Regions from separate parts of the Mus musculus genome. Here region 2 is linked to region 1. A link is a contact called in ENCODE Hi-C or POLR2A ChIA-PET data. All regions are on one chromosome and are shown on one strand. Each heading gives the region's core, a stretch centred on a gene start or an enhancer-like site at or near the end of the contact. The rest is flanking DNA. Distances are from core to core; before and after follow the strand shown. Region 1 holds the start of Cnot4 (CCR4-NOT transcription complex, subunit 4). Region 2 holds the start of Nup205 (nucleoporin 205).

Region 1 (5,643 bases), core at 1,972-4,471:
GCCTGAGCTATAGTTAAGACCTTCTTTCAGAACAACAAAAACAAAGTAATGGGCTGCAAGCTACCTCTAGTATTTCCATTTAGAAGGAAGTTGACAAGTGTCACAAAACAATTTTATTTTGTATTTTGGTGTTTGATTATATCTCTCATCCTAATCAAATTAAAGGTTTGTAGATGCAAGTTTCAAAAAAATTATATGGTAAACCAACTTTAAATAACTCATGTTTAAAAACCTTATACAAACAATCTATTCATTTGAAGACTTTGGCTATTCAATTTGCAGAAAGAACTACAAAGTATCAAAGAAAATCATTAAGTATGACGCCTCCATGTTAAATGTTACAAATGAAGACTACACAAAAATATTTATAAACTTCAGCTTACTTCCTCCTGTCAATGTGTTAAAGAACATTTTTACATCTTCTCTATGCTAGAAGCAAGAATTTGATGACCCCAGAGGAAGAAGAGAAATTATTTACGATATTTAGTGAGCCAAATAGCTTTACAAAAGAAAAGATGCATTAAAAAAAAATCACTCATCCCCTTCTATCAGACATTCTCCTTAGAACATACTGCTTACAATTCAGCCAAGTATGACTGCCAAGAGTATCTAGACAAGATTGTTCAAAGTGGCAAGCTTTTCCACCAGTATCTACTTTTTACTTGGAGTTAAAGACAAGTTATTGGTAAACTAAACGAAAAGTATTATTTTCTTTTTAACTTCAAGGTATAACTAAAAACAATGGATGCTTATATAAAATGCTTCCAATTTTTTAGAAGAATAGGGATTTATTCCATTTTGCCAAATTGGGGCTTAAGTGGCTGAAATAAAGAGCTTTGACCATGAGTGACAAGATGAAGAGTCAGGTGACTGTCTTCAAGTTCAAGGCTAGCCTGATCTACATTGCTGGTCAGTCAGAGCTACATAAAGACCCTGTCTTAAAAAAAAAAAGGAAAGAGAGAAAGAACAAAAGAAAGAACGAACGAAAGAAAGACAGACAGACAGACAGCCGAGGGGGAGGAGGAGGAGGAAGAGGAGGAAGGAGAGGAAGCTTTATGAGCAGCTTTTCTAACCTTAGTTTACATTTTTAAAAACTTTTCACAGCAACTTAATATAACATCAAATATAAGAATAGTCAAGCTTTATAGGTGAAATATGTAAGATTTACAATAACAGTAATGTGTGAAAGTAACTAGAAGAACTGCGTTTGTATTTACACTTAAGTTGTTACTATTTCCCCCCAATAAGCGACATACTTCATTATGAGACTGTTATTGTGACTTTAAATATTTTTATATATATATTAAGAACACAATGTCTTATGTTCAAACTTGACATGTGTTTATCTGACCTATATAATCTTATTTGCTGTTCTGGTAATTCTTTATGTCACTGTGGTGTATTATAGCAAATACTCTAACTCCTGATTACACAAACTAGTGCATTTCAATTCTGCTTTCACTCTACTGTAGAGACCATAAGCCACCCCTTGCTCTTCAGTTTCTAGCTCTTACTTACTACAGGTAATAACAGCTAAGTGCCATTGAAGCATGCGTATGCTCAGCTTTGTGACTTCTTTTCTCAGCCCCCATAGTTTCTATGGGAAAAAAAGGAATTTAAGTTTACCCCAAAATATCAACTTCTCTTCATACATACCCAATGTGTTTTTCCATACAACTTATTCTGATAACTCCTATCCTAGAAATGTCAAAAGAGGGAATTTCCCAGATCAAAAGAGAGGGGGGAAAAGTCAAATTTGCACCCATCACAAATAAATGTTATCAATTAACATAAACATCAATATAACGGAGCCAATAATTGATACAAAAGGAATCTGTAACCCACATACAATCAAAATACCATCTGTATTTATTTGCATGTGGTGTTCGGGGATGAAGTGTGTGTGTGCGCGCTAGATTCACCTGGTTTTGAAATTCTAAGCTGATCTTTATGGGTATAATCAGAGACAACATCAAGTGTCCTGAGGAATGGCAATTCAGGAGAATGCTGAGTAGCACGGAGAAGGTCGAAAATGAAAAGAGGGGTAAAAAAGGATAGCAAATGAGCAACAAAAAGATCAAAAAAGCAAAACATTCCTTTCCCGAGTAGCCCGAAGAAAGCTCTTTTCTCTTAACGTTAATAGTCTCCCACTCACTTCATTCACTTCCTAACTTCCTTTACTTTTCAAGGAACAACACGGGGCATCATCTCCCCTATCCTGGAGTGTGTGCTCAAAGAGTCTGCATTGGAAAGAGGGAAGGAACCGACAATTCTCAAGTAGGTTAAGAAACAGGTGGGTTATACGGAGCAACGGAGCAGCAACATGATTTAGATACTCACGAGGTGGCTTTAAGATGACAGATGCGGTTAAAGGAGACTTGCACATCGGAATCAACTCGGGTCTGGCAGACAGACTGGGGGCTGACTGCAAGCACCAGAGGGGAGCAGAGGCTAGATCCAGAGCAGCCTTTCTGGAAGGGATGGGGCAAAAAGGGGCAAAAAAGCCCACCAAGCAGGACGGGTGGGCAGTGAGCAGCAGCACCCGTCAGAGTGGAAATGATGGCTCTGGCTTGGGAGACCGGGGCCAGTAGGAAAGGACGTCAGAGGGGAAAGGAGGCTGGGGAAACAGGAGGACCAAGACCTAAGGATACTGTTGCCAGAAAAATGCGGGGAAAACTGGTGATGAGAAGCCCTCTTGGGTTCTCAATTGAAGAAATTCTCCAAGGAGAGCCGGCGCTCGCTGCCGCGCTGCCTCCAACCCGGCTGCCTTTTCCTGGTGATAACTGCTGTGGCGTAGAGGGGAGAGGGAGGAAGAAGAGGAGGAGGAGGCAGCCAGAGGAGGAGGAGGAGGGTGAAGACGAGGCGGGCGGGGGTGGGGGGGTGGGGAGAAAGGGGGGTGCGGCCTGCACAGTCCCAGCGAAGCCTCCGCTCTCTCGTAGCCGGTCAGCGCCGGGTTTCCCCTAAGCCCAGCCCCGCAGACACTCACCCGCCTGCCTTGCCTCGCTTTTCTCTTAGCCGACTCCACGCGTTGCCGAGTCCTCACAGGAGACCAATGAACGAGAGTCGGCGAAAAAACTCTTCAGAACCGGGCCTGACTGCTTCAGTGAGTCCGACCTTTACGGCTGAGAGAGAGACTCTCAGCTTTCGGTGGGTTCCACGGCTAGACGGGCCACCATCTTACATTAGGGTAAGACTCCTCCGGCCTCCGCTGCGCAGGCGCATGCCGATCCGGCTGGGCGGGGCGGGGGAGGGGCGGGACAAGCGGCAGGCGGGCGAGTGGGAGGTTGCGGCGGACTGGTCCACTGCACCCTGGGAGTTGTAGTCCTCCGATAGTAACCGCCCCGGGGCAGGCCGGGAATTGAAGTCATCACTAGAGAAGGCGCTCGGGAACTCGTTCCTCACGTGGCTACTGGAGCGCCGGCTTTCTTCTTGTTTTGCTTCCTCTTCTGCCCGCGTGTGTGGCTACTGTGTCATGTGGTCGGCGGTTTTCACTAATGTTAGCTGAAATGTAGGAAACCAAAATTCTACGAAACTTAACTGATTCGGAGGAAGCTAGGACGTGTCTTTTTCTGCCCCGCCCGCCATAGATAGGTATCTGACGGGGGCGGTATGGTGGTAGAATCAGGTTGAGCATTGCAAGAGCGCGGGATTTGATCTAGAGTGGGGAGTTGATACTTTTGGAAAAGTGAGCGTTAATTCGTTTCCCGGTCTTTGCACGTCCTTTACCACCAGTACAGCTGAGCTCATCCTCCTTACTGGAAAATCGCCAGTGAAGAAATACCTGAATTGCCATGTGCACATTTCTCAAGAGAACGCGGGCAGTCAGAGTAGCATGAGTTGCTGATGATGTGAAAGCATGTGGACTTACCTGCAAACTGTTGCTGGCTGCACAGAACTCTTCCAGCCTGCACAGAAGTGTGCGTCAGGTTCGCAAACTGCACAAGTAAACACGTCTCAAAGGACATAATACAACCGCAGCCGGTTCGAGCACCGAGAAATTCTAAATAACAAAATCAATTTACTGAACTTCCCGGGTTGCCTCCCAGAACTCTGGTGTAAGTGGCGCTCCTGGAGCGGTCGATTCTGTTTATTGCCTATATTCTTCATCTATTCATATAAGTGCTGAGCTCCTTGGTACCCAGTTCAGTGCCATATGCTGGGAGCATACAACAGAGACCAAAAACACAAATCTGTCCCCATTCTAGGGTGTGTGCATGTAGTGGGGTTTGGAGAAGTGAAAGGAACCAAGTTTTCAAATCCAGGATTAAAATACGTAGGATGGGACTGTGGATGTCACACAGTGGTAGGGCGCTAGTCTGGCACACTTGAGGCCTGAAAGCAAAAGGTTTAAGGGGAGGATTTAAAACAGAAAAGGGAAATGTAAGGAAAGAAATTGAAGTTTTAAAGTCTCAGTCTCGCTGGACGTGGTGACACAAGCCAGGACTCTGAAAGCAGAGGCAGGTGTATCTCTTTGAGTTCAAGGCCAGCTTGGTCTACAAACCATGTCTAGAGGCAGAAAAAAAAAAAAAAAAACCACAAAAAAGGCAACCAGACCAGTTTCTTTGGTGTAAGAGAGAGGAAATGTTGGGGGGCAGGGGGAGGGGCATAAAAATGACTCAACTTATTTTACACAGGAATGAAATTGCTAAAAATTATATATGTGTGTGTGTATGTGTATACATATATATACACATACATATATATGGGTGTGTATGTGTGTGTGTGTATATATATATATATATATATATATATATATATATATATATATATATCACATTTGGGCATAGTGGTATGAGACCTTGTCTCAAAGTAAAAAAGTTAGGTGCTGGAGAGACAGTTCAGTGGCGAGAGTACAATTCCCAGCCACCACATGGTGGCTCACAACCTTTTGTAATGGGATATCTTCTGGTGTGTCTGAACAGAGCTACGGTGCACTCACATATATAAAATAAGTAAATACATTTTTTTTAAGTAAAAAAAGTTAAAGCCTGGAACGTAACTAAATGATAAAGTCCCTCCTGGCACAAAACCCTGAATTCAATCTTCAAAGGTTAAAAAAAAAAGTTACAGAGTAATATACAGTAAAATTATCTATATTTCCATAAACATGATTGCTCTAAAAATATAATAAAATGGTTATTTGCTAGCACTTGGAACAAAATCTTCATGTATGTGAAAGTTATGAATACTAACTGATTGAAAGAAGTGTGTTTTGGTCTCTCTCCGGTAGGCAACACGCATCTACCCTTAGTTACACCACTAGATTATTTCTTAATGTGCTCCTCATTTGTTAGAACTAAAAACACCAACAGCTTCGTGTTCATGTGTAAAGCAAGTTAGACTTTGGATAATTAGATGTAAGTTGTATTCAGATAACCATACACAGGTGTTTCATTTAGCAGTCATGAGAGACACAAAGTGGTTCTTCAGATAGAATTCTGAAGACTGGCTCTCCCGTTTCTGCAGGGAGGGTAGCACACTGAGCTCCTGCACTGTGAGAATCCAACACTAGGAAACAACGTCACTTTCGTTGTTGGGTTTTGGCATTTTGTTTGGGGAATTTTGTTCTGTTTTGTTTTTGAGACTGGGTTTCTCTAATGAAGCTCTGGCTATTCTGAAACTCTGTGGCTGGCCTTGAACTCA
Region 2 (6,001 bases), core at 790-3,289, 44 kb after region 1:
GGACATCCAGGGCTCTGTTATAAAGATAATTATTTTATTTTACTTCATTTCATTTATTTTTGAAACAGGATTTCTCCATGTAGCCCTGGCTGCCCTGGGACTCACTCTGTAGACCAGGCTAGCCTTAAACTCACACAGACCTGCCTGCCTAGTGCTAGGATTAAAGGCATGAGCCACCACCACCCTTTTTTTTATTTTTATTTTTTGAGAGAACCTTTTAATGGTTTTAAGGATGTAACAGCAGAGACAGTTCAAAAAGGGTGTCTCACAGCTGACTTGAAAAGAAAACCAAACAGCCTGCTTATATAACCAGAAGGGGTATTTGGTAAGGTTGTTTGCACCAACCATAGCACAATCCTTCATGCAAATGAATTACATTCTGTACCAATCACAAGTCCTCTGATGATCGAACACCAGGAAGAGTGCTCCTCCTATAGCCTGCTTGAAAATGGTCACAGGGTCACTGGGAGTTCACTTAGGCTAGTCTAATTCCAGTGCATTCAAAGGCTAGTACAGGCTGTGGAGTGACCATGACTGGAGCATGTCTTCAGCTGTGCAAATGTGAGCATATCCCCAGGGTGTCTGTAAACTCTCCAGAATAGCAGGGCTGCTGTAAGGGCAGTCTGGTCAGTCGCTAGTGAAAGAGGTGCTTGGCTTAGAACTCTCCATTGAAGGCTTCCAAATATAAGCGAAGAGCTTTCAAGCAGATCGCTACTGACATCAATCATTCACAGAAATCATTATATTTTACAGTAGACTTAATGAAAGCTTAAGACAGAATTAGTACTTCTAACGTATGTAGAAGTTACTTAGTAGGCTTTTTAGGTTCTTATCTCACTAGCCCGCTTCCATTCTATTCTGTAACGTGTTTTTCCTTTCTTTCTTCTTTTTGTTTTTTTGAGACAGGGTTTCTCTGTATAGCCCTGGCTGTCTTGGAACTCACTCTGTAGACCATGCTGGCCTAGAACTCAGAAAATCTGCCTGCCTCTGCCTCCCAAGTGCTGGGATTAAAGGCGTGGGCCACCACGCCCGGCTAGCAAATTTTAAATTTAACGAGTAAGTTTAGTAGTTTTGGTTGCTTAGGTAGAAAAAACATTTGGTGTTTGTGAAATTTATGTCGAATTTGACTCAACATGTTGGGGATGAGGAAGCAAATGGGTGACACTTTTGAAGTCAGGCAGGCAGTACTCAAATTTTGTCGCTGTCTGTAATTTTCTTTTTTTTTTCCAAAGATTTATTTATTTATTATATGTAAGTACACTGTAGTTGTCTTCAGACATCCCAGAAGAGGGCGTCAGATCTCATTACAAATGGTTGTCAGCCACCACATGGTTACTGGGATTTGAACTCAGGACCTTTGGAAGAGCACTCAGTGCTCTTAACCTCTGAACCATCTCTCCAGGCCCTGTCTGTAATTTTCGAAGCACAATGTGATTATGTCTACAGAATATACTTATTAAATAGAAATTCCTTAATCACTTACTCACTTCACTCTACTCTCTTAAGGTAAGGGGGATGGCTATTCAAATAAAATTTAACTTGAAATGAAGGTCATGAGAATTTTTTCTCTTTTTTTTTTTTTTTTTTTTTGAGACAGGGTATATAGCCTGTATAGCCCTGGTTGTCCTGGAACTCACTTTGTAGACCAGGCTGGCCTTGAACTTAGAAATCCGCCTGCCTCTGCCTCCCGAGTGATGGGATTAAAGGCGTGCGCCACCACGCCCAGCAAGAACTTTTTCAGTTTCACTGATTTCCCTTTTTTGAACACTAGTCAACTGCACGGCTCACTCGAAATAAAACTACGGGTCCCATGATGCATTGCACAGCTAGTCTCCGAACCGGCTGCCCTCGGCTTGTTTTAACGGTAATGGTCGCAGTTAGACTCGATGGCCCTAGGCCAGAGCAGGGCGGGGAGCCTTGTGCACACCCGCTCGAGCCTCGCATGGCGTTCTCGGAGGCCCTGGGGACGCCCTTGTGTTCAGGCGTCGACGCGGGCAGGCCCTCGGGCCCGGGGTCCTCCCCGCGGCAGGAGCGCTCTCTCAGTCCTCCTCCAAGATGGCGGCGCTGTTGGCGGTAAATTCGGGTGAGCGCGGCGGGCCCGCGAGGGACCCGCGGGGACCCACGGGGGGCGGGGCCGGCGAGTGGGGAGCGCTGGTGCAGTCGGGCCGTTGGCAGTGCGGGCGCGAGCGTGTGCGCAGGGCCCGCTCTCGCCGCGCTCCGGCCTGCAGCCCCGCGCCGCCTCCGTTTGAATGGCGCGCGGCGCGGCGACAGTTTGGCCCTCGAAACGGGCGTGTGAAGGGGAGGCGGAGCGGCGGGGTCCCGGGCAGCCAGGCGCGCGCCCCCGAAGCCGCTTCGTCCCCCCAATATCCTTCAGGTGTAGGCAGGCCATCTACCGCCGAGGTACGGCTCAAGTCCCGGGCTGTGGGACCCAGGCGAGGCTGGAAGGAAGCTGGTCTGGAAGGGGGCCGTGGGCCGGTCATGGGGCATGGGGGTGAGGAGGTCTTGCCAGCCGCGAGGCGGTGCCACGGGCTCAGCACGTGCCGCCCTGCACCGTTGTCACAGCCACGGCGGACGGTGACATCGCTGTGAAAAAGCTGGGGCTGGGGTCATCTTTGGTAATTGGAACCCCTCAGAGATGCTTGAAGAAGTGGATGGGTTTTGATTTGTCCTGGTTCCAGGAACACGGTGCCGGTCGTTAGTGGGGAGGACTTAGATGTCAAACATTTCGTACGAGGTCTGGCACTCCTGAACACGGCTTTAGACACTCGATTCATGAGTACAATTAAGAGGCAACATAGCAAACGTTTACGGACCATCTTTTTCAGCAGGACTGTTTTGTTTTTAAACTGTTTTTGGTACTGGTTCTTGCCAGTTTACCAGTATTTTTTGAAAATTACCTAAATCTGAGTTTTGTACATAAACCATCTCAGAAGTGGTATGGTAAATTGTTCTGTAGAAATGAAGTTTTCTGTTGTATTGACAACATATTGTCTGCTCACTGGAGCAAGTGTTAGTCTTGATTGTTGAATCCCTTTATACCTGGTGTATGTGTGTATTTCATTTATATATTTGGAGTAATGCAATTAAATATCTCAGATTTAATTTGGAAGCAAAGACTTCCAGTGATTACATAATTTCTCCAAAATTAAACAGTTAATGCCTTTTTTTTTCTTCCCCGCCCCCCCCCCCCCCCCAGGGTTTCTCTGTGAAGGCCTGACTGTCCTAGAACTCACTCTGTAGACCAGGCTGGCCTCAAACTCAGAAATTCACCTTCCTATGCCTCCCAAGTGCTGGGATTAAAGGCATGCGCCACCACTGCCCAGCCAGTTAATGCTTTTAAGCACAACTTTATGACATTACATCATGCTTGTCCCCCCTCAAAGTAGTTAAATTAAATGCACTACTAGATTTTTTGAAAAGCCAGGCTTCCATGTAATAGTTCTGTTACATACATTTATAGCATATAATATCCTGAGTTACCATTAAACACAAGCCACTGACAGTTGTCACTAGCTCCCAGGAGTATAGTGTGTACAGGAGAGCTTTGATTGGCCTCAAGAAAAGAAAGCATTTTAAAAAGCCAGGAGTCAGTCAAGAGAGTTATTTTTTGTCACCTTTGGGAAGAACTGAAGCATCCATAGATGAATGGATGATGAGTGAGTGAGTGGATAAACGAAACATGATGAACACACAAAGGAATATTACTCAGTTTTTTTTTTTTTTTTAAAGATTTATTTATTAATATACATAAGTACACTGTAGCTGACTTCATCTGCACTAGAAGAGGGCGTCAGATCTCTTTATGGGTGGTTGTGAACCACCATGTGGTTGCTGGGATTTGAACTCAGGACCTTCGGGAGAGCAGTCAGTACTCTTACCCGGTGAGCCATCTCACCAGCCCATATTACTCAGTTTTAAAAAGAAGGCAGTACTGTCACATGTACATGTATGATCTTTGAGGACATTGAGTGAGATACTCAACAGACACAAGACTCTACACACAACAATGATATTTAACTTAGTGTAGCTAAACTAAAGAAAAAAAAAGTAGAATTAGGATGGCAGTCACCAAGGCTAGAAAAATGAGAGGTGGTGGTGATTTAATTAGTACTATGTCCCATCACCAGAACAAGTGTTAGGCTTGCTTTATCTCATTTAATCCCTTTATACCCCATATGTATGCGTGTGTGTGTGTGTGTGTGTGTGTATAATATTTGCAGTAGTGCAATTAAATATCTCAGATTTAATTTGGAAGCAAAGACCTCTAGTGGTTAAACAATTCTCCAAAATTAAACAGTTAATGCTTTTAAGCACAACTTTATGACATCACATCATGGCTTGCCCCTTGCACTGCTGTGCCCCCCCCCCCATAGTTAAATAAATGCACTACTAAAATTTTTGAAAAGCAAGCCTTCCCTGTTTTAGCTATTGGGTCAGACTAAACCCTTCTCTGCCCTGACCTCTGCCTAGGTCACATACCCTTAGTTGTACCCTCTTGACTTGATTACCTTCAGACTAAACCCTTCTCTGCCCTGACCTCTGCCTAGGTCACATACCCTTAGTTGTACCCTCTTGACCTGACCTGATTACCTTTCCTTCAGACCACGTAGGCAATTGGGTTTGTTTCCTTATTAAACTGAACTCATCCATGATGAATGGTTAGATGTGATATGCAGGGAGTATCCTAAAACATTAAAGGAAATGAATGTGCTTCTCAAGGTGAGTTAAAATACATACTAGAGGCTTTGAAAAAAAATATTAGCCTTTCATTTGTTACTAGTAGAGGAATATTTACTGAAGTTGGGCAACTGTAGATGGCTCTTGTGTACGTAAACTTGTTGATGTGTTGATGTTCATGGACTGTGTAGGTGAGTGCATGTGATTTGTGTGCATATATTTTTGATTTCTTATTGGCTGTCTCATTAAGAGGAAAAAATGGAATTTGTCTATGTAGTTTACTGAGTTTATATTCCAATCATGTGTAATACAAAGACAGTTATTAGTTTTTCAGAAATCTTTAGGAGTGCAGGTGCCTATGGCAACCTGAGAGAGCTTGGCATTCCCTGGAGCTGGAATTACAGACTGTTGTATGAACTGTCTGGATGGATGCTGGCGCTGGACTCAGCTCCTTTGGAGGAGTTTTACGTACTTTTTACTTCTGGTCTGTCTCTTCTGTCCCCTAGTCTATACAGACTATCTTAAGGGTAGAGAGTTAACACGTGTGTGTGTGTGTGTGTGTGTGTGTGTGTGTGTGTGTGTGTATGTTTGTGTGTGTAAGTAACTGAGGGGGAGGGGAAGGAGAGAGAGGGACTAGGTCTGCCTACTTTGTCCTCAAATTTTTGATCCTCCTGCCTCAGCCTTCTGAGGATTGGGATTACAGATATGTTTGTATTCTGGTTTGTTTGTGGTATAGCTTTCTTCCCCCCCCCCCCCCCTTTGGTTTTTCGAGACAGGGTTTCTCTGTGTAGCTCTGGTTGTTCTGGAACTCACTCTGTAGACCAGGCTGGCCTCGAACTCAGAAATCTGTCTGCCTCTGCCTCCCACATGTTGGGATCAAAGGCATGCGCCAGCACTGCCTAGCTGTGTTTTACCTCTTTATAAGGTTCTGAAATCTCTGTGATAAGGCAGTTTCCAGTTTGCCCCACATCAGGGATTGATCCAGGGCTTTGAGTTCTACAGTGAGCTCCAGTTTTGAGGCTCCCTTTGTCCTGTGCCCACTCAGTTGCCAGTTGTAATTTCTCTCTACACCTCTAAGCCTTTTCTCACTAGTCTACTGTCCTCACCTTAGTTTAGCTTTCGTCACCGCCTTACCTGCTTATTCCCAGCGTTCCTGTTCTGCGCACATTTACCACAATACCATTGCTCACCCTGGTAGCTGTCTGTCTGGGTTTGGCTTTGTTTGTTCTGTTTTTGGGTCACAGACTACAGGTTGAATATCACTCATAGCTAGATATTGTGTGTGCGCGTGTGCATGCTTGCTTGCTTTCGTGGAGTTCCTGGT

The links. Hi-C counts contacts between places; a loop is a spot of excess contacts on that map. ChIA-PET counts read pairs that join two places held with the same protein, here RNA polymerase II (POLR2A).
Region 2: a loop to region 1 is called in a map of heart, with 9 times the contacts of the local background. The contact joins the promoter of Nup205 here to the promoter of Cnot4 in region 1. A Hi-C loop is called at or near these places in 19 of 37 maps with a recorded cell type or tissue (CH12.LX, T-helper 1 cell, T-helper 17 cell and 6 more). POLR2A ChIA-PET finds 5 or more read pairs at or near these places in 1 of 5 experiments (embryonic stem cell).

The regions. Positions count from the first base shown.
Region 1 is chr6:35,130,516-35,136,158 of GRCm38, forward strand. Cnot4 (CCR4-NOT transcription complex, subunit 4) reads right to left here and starts at 3,222. Exons shown (of 12, transcript NM_001164413.1): 1 at 2,987-3,222. It overlaps Gm33046 (a long non-coding RNA gene), which reads left to right and starts at 3,016. Exons shown (of 5, transcript XR_868974.2): 1 at 3,016-3,187; 2 at 3,733-4,055.
Region 2 is chr6:35,175,577-35,181,577 of GRCm38, forward strand. It overlaps Nup205 (nucleoporin 205), which reads left to right and starts at 2,040. Exons shown (of 43, transcript NM_027513.1): 1 at 2,040-2,083. The coding sequence starts at 2,056.